Regions from separate parts of the Mus musculus genome. Here region 1 is linked to region 2. The links are chromatin contacts, found by Hi-C or POLR2A ChIA-PET in ENCODE. All regions are on one chromosome and are shown on one strand. The core of a region is the stretch at or near the end of the contact, and the rest is flanking DNA. Distances in the headings are between cores, read along the strand shown.

Region 1 (7,033 bases), core at 301-2,800, 83 kb before region 2:
AATCCAAAGAGCCACTGTCCTTTTGTTCCCCACCCCTCTTTGACTATCAGTCTGTAAGGATACATGATTCTCCAAAGAATGATACCCCAGACTCAAATAGTATGTAAATGCAAAGAATGTTTTAAGCTGCACAAGTCCAGCATGCTGGGGTCTCCTATTACCAAGATAGAGACACCCAAGTGAGCTTTCAGGCCTGATTTAAAGCACATTAGAGAATTCCAGTGTAGGTGACCTCTATGTTAATCTGTTGTGCACATCTCTACAGAATTCTATTAACATGGTGTGGGGACTAGAAACTTGCTGGGGAGGTCTGGGAACTGTTACTAAGTAGCTGAGGATGTCTGGAAACTGCTGCTGACCCACTGTCCTTGCATCAGACGAGGTAGTTGGGACAGTCCATTACCTGGACATGAAGGCTGGAGCCTAGGGTTTTGTTTTGTTTTGTTTTTTTAAATCATCAATTGACTTCCCTGGACTTGCCCAGTTTTTAGGCCTAGTGTCCTTAACTGCCAATTTGAAGTCTGTCGTGAAGTCAGCCTAGCCTTCTCAAGGCTGTTAAAAACAATGGTCTCCAAGTAATCAGGATTTCCCCAGGAATCTCATGTTGGAATAAGGAAGGGTTTGACCTGAAACAGATGTCACAGCTCATCAGGCCATCTTGTAGGACAGTCAAATGATGGGCCATACCTTGCCTAACACTACTCATTTGTTCCATTTCAGTTTAAACAAACTCCACAGTCGACTTGGGAAAGTCACTGGACCTCTTCTTATGGCCACATTAAGTAAACCTATCAATGCTTTTCACTATTAACACTTTTTAGTTGGTGTACTGGGACCAGGTGGCCAAGTCTAGCTAGAGTGGACCCTAATAACTACAGCAGAAGTCTCGAAGAGCAATAGTTTCTCTAGCTCCTAAGAGGCCACAAAGCATGGCTGAATTGGATTTAACAAACCCTTAGACCCAAGCCTAGAGCTGGATGAGGAGAATACACAGTGGTGATCTTAGATCCAAAATTGTACATCGTCTCAAAATGGCTGTAAAGTTACCCCTCACATTCCCTGCAAGAGCTTGACCCATAAATAAACGTGGGCTGGAGAGATGGCTCGATGATTATGAGGACTGGCTGTTCTTCGAGGAGTTAGCTAGGTTCGATTTCCTGCACCCCACACGACCAGAGGACCCGACGGCCCTCTTCTGGCCTTCCCAAGCATTGCATGTAACAGTTGCATAGGCATAAATGCAGATAAAACACTCATATAAAATTGTTCATGGCAGATATGCATGAGTAGCTCTCCGTGACTCACTCTCTACGCCCCAAAGCAAGCCCAGCTTGCACCACGGATCCGAGACGGGCTCAATATATAACCACCTATAACCCAGACACCGAGATGGCGGCCAAGCACAGGAAGTGGCTTCCGGATCGCTTAAGATGGCCGCAACGGCGTGGGAGGGGCTGCAGGATAGGGGGCGGGGCGGGCGGGGCCGCGCAGAGCACGCTGGGTCGCGCTTGGGCTGCCGGGAAGGGGCGGAGCGCGGCCGCGCCGGCGCGTCGAGCCAGAAGCAGCCGCCGGGATGGTGAGCGGGCGCGGGGGGGAGGGGCGCGGGGCCGGGGGCGGCGGGGGCTCCGGGGCCACGCCGGGGGCCGCGGGCTAGCGCTGACGCGGGCCCGCCGTCCTCAGGACGTGTTTCTCATGATCCGGCGCCACAAGACCACCATCTTTACGGACGCCAAGGAGTCGAGCACCGTGTTCGAACTGAAGCGCATCGTCGAGGGCATCCTCAAGCGGCCGCCAGAGGAGCAGCGGCTTTACAAGGTGCGACGAGCGGGCGTGGCGGTTGCGCGCGCGGGGGTCCAGACAGGACACTTAACAAGGAGGTCTCTTGATCGTGCTGAAGAGCCGGCAGCATCAGGTCTCCCGGCAGCCGCCCCGCCCTGCCAGGCCGTCTTGCTCAGCGGTTGGGGAAACCGAGGCCTCGATAATCTTACGCAGCCGAAGGTCGTGGCAGAGCCAGGGTTTGTTCCTGGCTAGCCACCTTCGGCCTGTCGGGAGCCCACCGGAATCCCACTGTCACAGGGTGGGGTGGAACTCGAGGAATGCAAGTGTTGTTTAGAAGATAGGTCAAGATCCCACCAGTGATTCACCCAGCCAGTGTTTACCCTCGCCAGTCTTCTGATGTTCTAGAAACACTTGGCATTCAAGCTCACCTCCAGAAGCCAGCTCCAGTTTTGAATAAGCTAGCCTGCGGAGTTGGGTCCTCATGCCCCAATCCCGAGTCAGGCTTCCCAGAAGCGTGCCAGTAATCTAAATACATTGAGCTAATTCCAGCTGTAACTCCAGATTAGAGCCTGGATTCATGTCTCTAAAGGGCTTTTCTCACTGATACCCACTGATCTTTTTCTTGAAAGACCCTCTGCTGGTCTAGGAACCACATAGTGTTTTTAGTGCTGCTTTCTATGCTCCTCATAATTCCCGTTTTAAGGTTAAGGTTGATTTTTAAAAGAAAGGTGGGGAGTGGAGAGAAAAACTTGATAGGACTCAGGGGTGCAGCTGTGTTTAGTGTTAACATAACCTGTATGAAAGCCTAGGTTAGATCACCAGGCGGAAAAAACTGGGCAATAATCCTGTTTGGGAGCTAGATGTAGGAGGATCAGAATTTCAAGAACAAAATACTGTTTGAGATATTTTCTCAAAAAAAAAAAAAATTCCAACTACCTTTTGAATTAGATATATCTAGAGAGCTTGGAAAAGCCAGAATTCAGAGGCCTGTGAGTTTTATTTTTGTGTGTGTGATACCTGCTCTCATACAGTCCAGGTGCTCAGGTGCTCTGGAGGCCAAAGGGATCAGATCTCATGGAAGTGGAATTGTGAACCAATCTATATGGGTGCTAGAAAATGCCCTTGGAAGTCTCTGCCAGAGCTTTTAGCTGCTGTAAGCCATCAGTGCAGTCAGAGCTGGAAATTCTTGGATATAGTCCTGGAATATGTGTTTTATACTTAGGGATGCCTCTTCCTAAGTTCCTCACCTAAGTTGGCTGTCTTTGGGACCTTAGGACCTCTCCCTAAACCCTGCTTCTCTCTTCAGGATGACCAGCTCCTTGATGATGGCAAAACTCTGGGCGAGTGTGGCTTCACTAGCCAGACAGCACGGCCACAGGCCCCAGCCACAGTGGGCCTGGCCTTCCGAGCAGGTAAGATGGCTAACCTGGATGGATGGTAGCTAGCATCTGGTAACATCCAAAGAACAACAACTTTGGAAGCCTATACTGCTCCTCTGAGCTTTTAGGGAATACCTTTTCAGTCCACAAAGATCATGAAGTATTTGTTTCCTTGTTAAAAAACAAAGCATAGGGACTGGAGACATAGCTCAGCAATTTAAGGGTAGCTCTTCCAGAGGAGTTGGGTTCCATTCTAGGTCAGAAGTGTAATTGTACATCAGGGGACTGAAGCCTTCTTTAGTGTTCTTGAGCACCAGGCATGTACTTGGAGCAGACTTACATGCAAAGGGCCCATACACATAATTTTTAAAACTTGAAACATAAACAAGAGGTGTGGAAATTAAAGGTAACTTGTAGGTTCCTGGTACCACCCACATTTTTAACAGGATTTATTGAGTCCATGGCCTTATTCCACCTGATCTTTTTGTTTGTTTTCTAGAAAGAGTTTATCTATATAGTTTGGTTTTCTGTTTTTTAGACCCAGAGTTTAGTCCTGGCTGACCTGTAATTTGCTCTGCCTCTCAAGTGCTGGGATTAAAGATATTCCCCACTGAACCCAGCTCCGCCTAATTTTTTCATAGTAGCCTTGTGAGGCCATTGTCTTCACTTTGCAGATTTTGAAACTAGGACAATGAAGTGCTATAGATGACAGGCAGACTATAATGCACTTACTTGGCTGGAACAGATACCATGCCAGATTTAGCAAATCACCTTTTTTGTTTGTTTGGGGTTTGTTTGTTTTTGTTTTTTTGAGACAAGGTTTCTCTGTTATAGCCCTGGCTGTCCTGGAACTCACTCTGTAGACCAGGCTGGTCTCGAACTCAGAAATCCGCCTGCCGAGTGCTGGGACTAAAGGTGTGTGCTACCACACCCCGACAGATTGTGCCAGATAGACACGACAAGTGAAGCAAGTGATTTGGGAAAGTTAGATCATGTTATACCTATGGTGCATGCCTTTAATCCTATGCTGAGGCCAGCCTGGTCTACAGGGAGTTCCAGGACAGCTAGGCAATGAGAGGCAGGTAGAGATTTAATAATTTTATTATTTGCCTCTGAGATTTTAAAGAGGGATGGTCCTCGGACTTGTTTTCACAGCTGTGAACCCCAAGGACTGTGTATATGGGGAATAAAATGTAGAAAAATGGCTCAGCAATTAAGAATACTGGCTCTTGCAGGGGACCTGGGTTCAGTTCCCAGTACCCACATGGTAGTTTACAACTGTTCATTTCGGTTCCAGAAAATCAGTGCCTTTGGCCTTCATTGGCACACATACATACATACATGAAAGCCCATATACATACTCTAGAAAGAGGCTAAGATGGGAAAAGAAATAGAAGTGTAAATTATCCTTTTTAGTTTTTGTAAAGTAAACCTCAGCTCACCAAGCTATATATCCTTATGCATAGCCGATTGTCCCTGCCCCACCCAGCCTGGAATTTCCATCTCCATAGCCCCCCCCCCCCCAAGGGCTTGCTGCAAATATCCTTTTATCACGATAAATATCCTGGGAGGTATCTGCTCCAAGGTAACTAGTAGCCTGTGAGTCAGCAATGAGGCACTTATAGGGCTGGTGAAGATACACGGGCCAGATAGATCCCCTTTTGCGTGGGTTCCTGTGGCTAAAATACAGCTTGTCTGCGTAAGCTAAGTTAGGTTGTTATGTCAAAGCTAAGGGCACACAACTCCTGATATGGCATTAGATATGGGCAAGACTGGACCAGAGGCTTTATTACCCCTCAGGCCAATGGAATGTGTTAATGGCAGGATTTGCAGAAGCACTTCTGGAAGCAGCTGACAGCATTAGGTTTCTGGACCTAATTAGGTTGCTTTCACTGCTGCTGCCACTCAAATGTCCATACTGAAGGCTGAAGGCTATTAGGAAGGTTTGGCAAATGGCGTTTTAACTAGACCAGTAACAGGAATGAGAATTCATTCTCCCCCAACCCCCAGAAGTTTGTGTAACCTTAGCTGCCCAGCCAAGTGCTAAGATTAAAGGCGTGGACCACCACCACTTGGCTGATGGTCAGTTTCTAAACCTTTGCTCTTAATAGAAAGCACATCTACATCCTTGACTTCTTTCTTGATCAAACCCCAGCTCTTTGCCGTCTTCCTTACTAATTTTACCAACCAGTAGCATTGAGGGCCAGGTAAGGAATTTCTAGGTGGACACAAACAGGAGAAAAGATAGAAAGTGGAGTTCATGTTTTGTACTGACTGTGGACACTGGAAACCAGGATTAAAGAATTCTGAGGTTGATACTTGCCAGACAAGCACAAAGCTGGGGGTTGGGGGTCTTTATCAATGACATGTAATGGGGTCAGAGGCAAAGTTAGGCCTCTGAGGACAGAAGTCATCATACCATTGCCAAGTCAGGCAACCAAGGTGGGGAGGGTTATGGCCTTGATGGTTGATACAAGTCAATGAATGGAAACGCTGAGAATCTTCTATACCCCTTCCCCAGATGACACCTTCGAAGCTCTCCGCATCGAGCCCTTTTCCAGCCCTCCAGAGCTTCCAGATGTGATGAAGCCACAGGATTCTGGAGGCAGTGCCAATGAACAAGCTGTGCAGTGAGGGCCTAGGCCTACCCCCTAGAGACCCATTTCCCCAATAAAAAAAATTTGGCTGTCTACCTGATTGACTTTTCTGTTCCCTCTTGTTCACAGAACTCTTAACCCCAAGTAAAGACTACAGACCAATTACTGCATTTCTCATTTTTATTTGACAGAAAAAGTTGCTTTTACTGTACAGATTTTAAAAAACCAAAATGCCTTAAACAAAGTTGGGGGGGAGAGGGCCTCACAACCTTGTAAGGGGGTGCAGCAGGGCCAACCAACTTCAGCTCCTTCCTCTTTCAGGAAAGATTACAACTTACCAAGTTAAACCATCAGTCACCCAAGAATTTAGGGAGCTAACTCCCTGGATCATCACAATCTGAGGCCTAGATGTCCTGAGCTGTGCCCCTCCCTCCCTAGACTCCCTCCCTCCCACTCCAACCCCCAAAACACAAGAACCAGGAAAAACTCACAGAGATCAACATTTCACAGGAACCAAAAAAAAAAAAAAAAAAAAAAAGGGTGGGTGGGAGAGGACGCTCTCCCCTCAAGATGCTGCCAAGGTTCAAGGGAAGGCATACAAAGACTCCTTCCATGATTCTTCTGGGAAAAATGAGGAATACTCATGTCTCCAGAGTATGAGGTGTAGTGGAATCCAGATTATGGAGACCTGGAATAGAGAAGACTGGTCATTCTGGGTCACCACACATATCCCTATCCCTAACTACTAGCTCTCAGAAGGGCCAGACTTCCAAGGAGACACACCTGGAGGAGCGGTGACGATTAGAACGGGGACTAGGTGTCTCCTTCCTCTTGTGACCAGGAGAGTGACTGTCCCCTCGCTGGCCTCTCCAGGAAACTCGCTCACTGCTACAAGAGGAGAAATTAGGTCACAGAACAATACCAAAAACTTTTAAATTTTGCTTACAAATTAATGGTAGCTAGTTGAGTCAGGTTGCTAGCACCTGCTATAGGCCCTACCTCTGTAGATCCCTTGGTGAAGGTTGGGGCGAGGGCTGTCGACGCTCAACGGGTGAGTAACTGAGGGATCGGGAATCCCGAAGGGAGTCTATTGGCTTCCGAGGACTTCGAGACCTAGGAAGCAGAGTAGGCCTCTATAGCTCCACATCCTCCCAAACCCACCAGCCAAGCATTCAGGACCACCCACCCAGGTCCTGACCACCAAACCTCACACCACACAGGGCCAGCCTCAGACCCACCTTTGTCCGCACTCACCCATCCGCCCGCACACCATCCACC
Region 2 (7,358 bases), core at 3,702-6,201:
GGGGCAGGAATCACTTTCAGATTCGACTTGCCATGGCCTAACTAACCTGCCATTACTAATTCACCCTCCCTGACCCAGGGAAGCTCAGCAAAAAAATAATGAGGTGATCCTGGGTGATCTCAGGAGTCCAGGTCACAGTGGACACAGGGGGCCTGCAGCAGTGTCCTGACCCAGAAAGTTCCACAGGCTTACTGCTCACCAGCCAGGGACCCCTGATGTGCTTCAGTAGGCCCTGCCTTCTCTGGTGCCTGGGCTCAGCCAAGAGAACTCAGGGACTACAAAGGGTGAGATTGCAGTGGCCCTTGCCATGGTCCCAGGAAGGAGCCAGCTGGGACATGAGACCCCAAAGCTCTGCCTGGGCAATGACAGAGATTTGGGGAGTGGAGGTCAGACATAGCTTCCTCTGCCTGCTGAGACATTCATTGGCCACTCGCGAGGGCCTTGTGCTTTTGCTTCTAGTCCATGGCTCCCCTTTGGGTCACAGTGTCACCCCTACCGCACCCCCAGAGGAACAGGCTACTGCTAAGATGGAGTAACCAGGGCCTTGACTTCTTGAGGTGACTCTGGGGAGAGAAAGCCTTGATGCCACAACCCAGAGACAACAGACAGTTCTGCTAGTGTGTCCCCTCCCTCATGCCTGACACCCGAGGGATGAGGATCCAGCCCTCACCCCACATTACCCTCCTCCCATGGATTCAATCCTTCATCCACATTAACAGGTGCAGGGTGCTTGGCCAATACCACGACCTCCTCTGAAACACGGAGGTCTCTTCAGACCCAAAGCCGAGGGGCTGTCCTGGTACCAGTAGGGTCTTCAGAGGGACAGTAGGGAAGGCTGTAGAGGGCCATGAGGCTCTGAAGAGAGGGTCGCCAGCTGGCCCTGACCCGGGCTGTGGATGAAGACAAGCTGTAGCTCTCTCCAGTTTGAGGACACCTCCAGCCCTCATGGCAAGGGCTGCTGGCATCTGGACCTCCAGGCCTGGGCACAGAGAGAGTCATGAGAAAGAGAGGAGAAGGTTCTAAGGAGATGGCTGTGGGCAGAGGCATGGAGTCAGGAGAAGGAAGGTACCTCTTTGAGACAATGGTAAGCCAACGCCAGGAGGGCCAGGAGGGCCAGGACACCAGCAGCAACTGGGACCCCCACAGGCATTTGCAGCTCCCAGCTGGTGCCGTAATTTTCCTGCGGAAAGAGAAGACAGAGTCAGAGGTCTGGGGAAGCAGGACGAGAGAATGGGCAGGATACAGTTCCTACCTTTCTGCTCCAAACCAGCGGACTCTGAAACCAAGTCATGGTGGTTCCTCACCAACTACTGTTGGGTCTCCAGGATCTTCTTCCCAGAGGTCCCCACACCCCTGACACCCCCTCAAGTCAGTCAGTGTAGCAACCACCAGGCGAAGTCTGATTGCAAATGACTGGACAGGGCCTTTCTGTTTAGCCATCTCATCCTTCGAAAGTGAAACCTTTCCTTCCCAGGCCTCCTGTGAGGGAGGGGCAACGAAGAACCAGCATAACCCATAGCCCCAGGTCAGTAGCCGCCCTTCCTGAGAGGCCCCTCCAGAAGAATTTTATGGCTGGAGCAGACAAACTGACTCCACCTCTCAGAATTACCAACCTAGTCCAGAATGGCAAATTCCAATAAATCACCGAGAGTTCTCTGGAAACAGTTCTCTAGCACCCCCTAGAGGCTGGAGGCAGATGTAAATAGCAAAGGTAGCTACCCTCTGTGCCTCCCAGAGGCAAGACTTGCAAAACTGCTGGACACATATTTCCCCAACTGTGGCATCCCAGTAGGGAAACTGAGGCAGAGGAAGCTCAAGAAATTTAGATGAACAAAGTCATGGGTATCCATGGCTGAGTGTTCCCTAGCCCCGACAGGCTGTGAGCACTTATGACAAGCCAGCAGCAGCTTATGTTACAATGAAGGTGAGTGTGGGACTGGTGATATGGCTCAGCGGGTAAGAGCACTGACTGCCCTTCTGAAGTTCCTGATTTCAAATCCCAGCAACCACATGGTGGCTCACAACCACCCGACAAAGGGATCTGACGACAGCTACAGTGAGTGTACTTATGTATAATAATAAAAGTCTTTGGGCTGGAGCGAGCAGGAACTGAGTGATCAGAGTTGACTGGAGCAGACAGAGGTCCTAAAAATTCAATTCCCAACAACCATATGATGGCTCACAGTCATCTGTTCGGCTACAGTGTACCCATATACATAAAATAAATAAATCTTTTTAAAAAAAAAAAAGGTGAGCGTCGTACACTGAGGCAGCCGAGGCAGCCCTCTCACTTCTCACTGAAGTACACTGAGGCAGCCCTCTCTCTCACAGTTGGCCAGGTGGTGGTGCAGACAGAGGAAACGGACATGGTATAGCAGTAGGCTTTTGAGACCCAAAGCATCAAATGGCACCTACACAACGTCTTACTTATGACCTATGACCAAGGAAGGTGTGATTCAGAGAGGAAGGTGTAATTATCGGGAAGTGAGAAAGACAAGCAGACTCTGAGGTGGGGGAGGGGAAGTGTGAAAGCAGGCATGCATGCAGAACACCACGTGCCACCGCTGAGAGACCCGGATATCCAACTGAGAATTGTGGGGTTCCTTTTGCTGAGTCTGCATTGGCATCTACCCTCACTCTGATGGGCTCAAATGCACCCTGGGAAATGTCCTGGGGTAATGCCACCCAATGTCTCTCTCTACACACACACACACACACACACACCTTGAGCTGGACAAACCTGATATCATGTGCTTCCAAGGAAATACAAGCAAAGGCCACCCACCCTCATGTCCAAGTTTTCTGTTCTTGTCTCTCTGCTGTCGCCACATAACAAGTATGTGCAGGTAGTGACAGATCAGGAAGCTTCTTTGTTCACCAGGGTCAGGGTCTTAGGCACTGTGACCCTATACTAACTTTCAGTACTTTGGTTTCTCCAGCTGTGAAAAAGCTCTCCCAGGGAGCCTGCAGTGGGATCGCAGCTCTCAGTGGAGGTGTGGGGAAAGTAATGGGACTTATGGTCCTGGACAAAGAGAACTAGAAGGTGGGCATGGTGGCCAACACTTTTAATTCTGTCATGCAGGGGGCAGAGGCAGGGGAATACTGTGAGTTCCAGTCCAACATGGTCTATTATGGCAAGCTCTAGTCCAGCAGGGCTACAAGTAAGACCCTGTCTAAAAATATATAATTTTTTTTTCTAAAGAGAGAGCTGTTGGGTGTGGTGGCACACGCCTTTAATCCCAGCACTCGGGAGGCAGAGGCAGGTGGATTTCTGAGTTCAAAGCCAGCCTGGTCTACAAAGTGAGTTCCAGGACAGTCAGGGATACACAGAGAAACCCTGACTGGAAAAAAATAAAAAAATAAATAAAAACAAAAAGAAAGAAAGAAAGAAAGAAAGAACAAGAGAAAGAAAGAGAGAGAGAGAGAGAGAGAGAGAGAGAGCTACCTGGTGTCCCTCCCTAGCCACATGGTTCTGTGGAGTTAGAGAACCCCAAAGATGTGATAGGAACAACGGTGTCAGTGCCCAGCACCTAGAGCAGACTCTACTTGAAACCAGGCTCCAACACTGACTAGCTAGTGAGCCCATAGTTGCCAAAGGCCTCTGAGCCCCAGTTCATGGACCTGCAGAATGGGGAGGTGCAAATGTTCCCCTAGGGCCATGGGAATGCTGACAAGCTGCTGCCTGCACAGGGCTGAGTGTGGAATGCTGGGGAAGTGTGTGTGTTAGTGGTGCGGGGCATGTGGCCTGTCTTACTTTTCAAAGGTTCCTCAGCCACCCCAGACTGGAACTTGTGGCAGGAACACACTTCCTCTTTCCACTCAGTGTCCCCAGCCTGGTAACTGAATACCATCTCTCTCCCTTGTCCCTTTGCAGGAGACAGGACTGGGCAGATCCATCCTAAACTCTGGAGAGTTGTTTTAAGGCCCACTGTTCGTTGGCCAACTCTGCCATGCATGAGATCATGGACATTCACTTGTGTTCTTCGCTTCTTCCTCCACTGGACTGACCCTCACATAAAACGTGAGGGGAAAACTACAGAGCTTCAACATTCATTTTTGCCCTCCGGTGGAAAGGGAAGGACAGACAGGTCTTCTTGGAGTGTCCTTGTTAGATATCTGGAGGGCTCTGGTAGAGTCAGTACAAGAGGGGGACTCCCGGCTGGATCCTCATCTTGGCTGCTGAGCGAGCTGCCAGAGGAGGCGCCACTCACTAGCCTACAACCTAAAGCAAGTCCGTCTCCTTGGAATACCCCACCTCTATCGCACTCCCTCCACCCCCTCGCAACTTGTGGTAGCCCCAAGAACCTTCGCATGGGGCGCCAGCTACACAACTGTAGGGCTCCCACAGCTAATCTTTGATCTCTGCCACGTACACTTGGGCCTCTCAGAATGCTCCCTGTGAATCTTGTTTCTCCATCTGCTTCAGGACGTGTGTTAGGTGGCAAACGCTCTCAGGACGGTCAGAGCTGGGTCAAGTCAACCTGGGTCCAAGGTATACAGAGGTTAGTTAGTAAAGGGTGGGCAGGCTGGTCTGATGGGCAAGGGGTCTGGACAGGGTAGGGCTGCCTAGAGTCCCCCACCCCCCCATCTCCCTCCCCGGGTCCCCGCCCCCGCCCTCCCACGCACCTGCGCTGGCCTCCCCCCAAGCCCCGGGGCAGCACTGGGAGATCAGAGGACTCGGAGGAGTCGGGCTCAGGGGGAGGGGGCGGGGAATTTCCCCCCACGCTTGCCTGGGCCTGCTCCCCTCCCCCTCCCCTCCAGGTGGGGGGCACCGCTTGGGGAATTCCGCCAAGGCAAGGCTCCGGAGAGCCTGGGCTGGGGTCCTAGGGAGTGGAAGAAATGGAAACGGGAGAGGGGGCGGGCTGGAACCGGGGGCGCAGCTGCCTTCCTCCCCAGACACCAGCTGCCCCTGCCTGTCGTGGACTAAGCGTCCACGATTCCTGTCTGTCTCCCGCGATCAGGGTCAGGGAGTGGCGTTTTCTTATTCAAGCCAGCCGCGGCGGGACCTGGGGAGACAGAAGCGTGAGGATTCCGGGAAAATGTGCGTGTGAGCGTCTTACAATGAATGAATGGATTGAATGGGAGCGCGCGCGCACTTAAATCTGGGTGCCTGTGTCCTTTTGACTGGGTGCAGTCGTGGGAGGGAGCCCTGTAACTCTCCCGTTAGGGTCCTCTAGAGGTCTGTTAACCTGGTATGTGTCCCTCCATACTCTCCCAATAGAACCCACACCGACCATGGAAAAGAAAGAAGAAAGGGTGGGAGGCATGTGTTGGGACGGTGGGGGTCCCGGGGATCAGGCGTGGGAGGCGTCTGGACCTGCTGCCTGCGCTGCAGTCGCAGGCGGGGCTTCCAGCCTTCCCTAGGGGGTGTGGGACAAGAGGGGAGGGACTTGTAGGGACACAAGGGGGGCAGGAGGCAGTGCTTTAGAAACCTGGGTGAGGGAGTCTCAAGGTGCAAGGCACAGTTCGATGGGGTGAGTGTGGGGACCCAGGCAGGACCCAGAGCTAGAAAGCCGAGCCTGAAGTCACCTCCGGCCAGATACCTTCCCTAGAGACCCCTGAAGAGCGACAGCCGGGTAGAGATCCCGGGAAGGTATTTCCTGGTCTCAGACCGGCAGCGCCAACAAAAGTAAGATCAGGACTGACGATCAAAGGACAACGCCCCCTGCTCCTCAGGTCACCTGGGAGATCCTAGACCCCGTGGGTGTCCCAGGCCGTGTTCCGTCCAAGGCACCATCTCTTTGATTAGGGAAGATGGGGACACCACATCTGCAGGGCTTCCTCCTCCTCTTCCCATTGCTGCTGCGGCTGCACGGGGCCTCAGCAGGGAGCCTGCACAGTCCAGGTGAGTAAGGCAAGGTGGCCAGGCCAAAGTCACTGCTCTCTCCTGGGCCCCAGGGAAGGGGTCCCAAAGCTGGAGAGGCGGGACAGCAGGTGGGTGGAGCAGTTGAGCAACCCGAAGGCCCCCTCGGGGATGGGAACTGGGGAGTACTGGCTGGGACCAGGCTTGAGGAGGCCCAGTGGGTGTCCAGACTTCTCCAGATCCCGCGGTTGCCGGGCAGGCTTGTCCGAATGCTTCCAGGTGAACGGCGCTGACTACCGAGGCCACCAGAACTACACCGGCCCACGCGGAGCTGGACGCCCTTGTCTTTTCTGGGACCAGACACAGCAGCACAGCTACAGCAGCGCCAGCGACCCTCAGGGCCGCTGGGGGTTGGGTGCGCATAACTTCTGTAGGTGAGGAGGGGGGTTCTGGGGTGGGTGGGTGGGTGGGAGGGTGCGCTTCAGCAAGGCTGGACCAGTGGTGGCAGGAGGAGGGACAGAGAGGCGTCTGCTCTGGCCTGGTACAGTACCCTCAGAAAGATTTAAGGTGGGCCCTATCTCAAACGAGGTTCGCAAGGTTTGCAAAAACCCGGCTTTTAAAGATATGTGACCGTTTTTTCTGCAAAGCCAGTCAGAGCCAGCACAAAGGCTTACACCCTCAAGAGGCCCTGGGATGCCTTGTCTGGTTGGATCCGCCCCCTGGAATGATTTGACTGGCTCTGCCCTACTTGCTTGAGCAACTTCTACAATCCTTCATATGAGGAGTTCAAAGACACAGCTTTCGTTTGGAGCATTATCAGTCAGGGGCTGGAAAGGGGGCCACTTTTTTGCCCAGCCATAAAGCTTAGGGCTTACGATTTGCACCAGCTGTATGCAAGAGAGTAGTGAGGACCCATTGAAGTCAGGTCAAGTCTAACAACCAGAACAAAACAAAACAAAACAAAAACCTTTCAGGCTCTTATAGAGCCTTTCCTCCTCTTGGAAAAGTCAGCATCCCGGAGCAGGTGGGTGGAGAATGTACTGACAAGAGAGGAACCGGCTCTCTCGGTGGCCACACAGCATAGACCATAGGCCAGAGAGTGGCCTTCTCACTATCTCCCTCCGGACCACAGGAACCCAGACGGTGATGTGCAGCCCTGGTGCTACGTGGCAGAGACAGAAGAGGGCATCTACTGGCGCTACTGTGATATCCCCACATGTCACAGTGAGTAAAGTCAAGAGCCCACCCAGCCGGAGGGTCACTCAGAGGTGAGACACTGACTCTGCTCCCTCCACAGTGCCTGGGTACCTGGGCTGCTTCGTGGACTCTGGGGCACCCCCTGCTCTCAGTGGTCCCAGTGGCACCTCCACAAAGCTCACTGTCCAAGTGTGCCTTCGATTCTGCCGCATGAAGGGCTACCAGGTACTGTCCTAGAGCCCAGGCCAGTGACCCCTGACCTTGACCTCAGCACCCTACCCAGCTCCCAACACAAATGCCAAACTTGACACTAACTTCTGAACCCCACCAATTCCCTACTTCCCGCCCCACTACTCAC

Evidence for each region. Hi-C counts contacts between places; a loop is a spot of excess contacts on that map. ChIA-PET counts read pairs that join two places held with the same protein, here RNA polymerase II (POLR2A).
Region 1: a loop to region 2 is called in a map of heart, with 2.0 times the contacts of the local background. The contact joins the promoter of Elob here to the promoter of Kremen2 in region 2. A Hi-C loop is called at or near these places in 1 of 37 maps with a recorded cell type or tissue (heart). POLR2A ChIA-PET finds 5 or more read pairs at or near these places in 2 of 5 experiments (Patski and embryonic stem cell).

Annotation. Positions count from the first base shown.
Region 1 is chr17:23,823,626-23,830,658 of GRCm38, reverse strand. It overlaps Elob (elongin B), which reads left to right and starts at 1,550. Exons shown (of 4, transcript NM_026305.2): 1 at 1,550-1,576; 2 at 1,681-1,815; 3 at 3,086-3,191; 4 at 5,680-5,919. The coding sequence starts at 1,574. The coding sequence ends at 5,792. It overlaps Srrm2 (serine/arginine repetitive matrix 2), which reads right to left. Exons shown (of 15, transcript NM_001368687.1): 13 at 6,755-6,868; 14 at 6,539-6,643; 15 at 5,918-6,443. The coding sequence ends at 6,434.
Region 2 is chr17:23,743,422-23,750,779 of GRCm38, reverse strand. It overlaps Kremen2 (kringle containing transmembrane protein 2), which reads left to right and starts at 4,951. Exons shown (of 10, transcript NM_028416.2): 1 at 4,951-5,041; 2 at 5,677-5,845; 3 at 6,063-6,237; 4 at 6,936-7,027; 5 at 7,101-7,225. The coding sequence starts at 5,755. 9530082P21Rik (RIKEN cDNA 9530082P21 gene) reads right to left here and starts at 1,544. Exons shown (of 3, transcript NR_015472.2): 1 at 1,070-1,544; 2 at 681-979.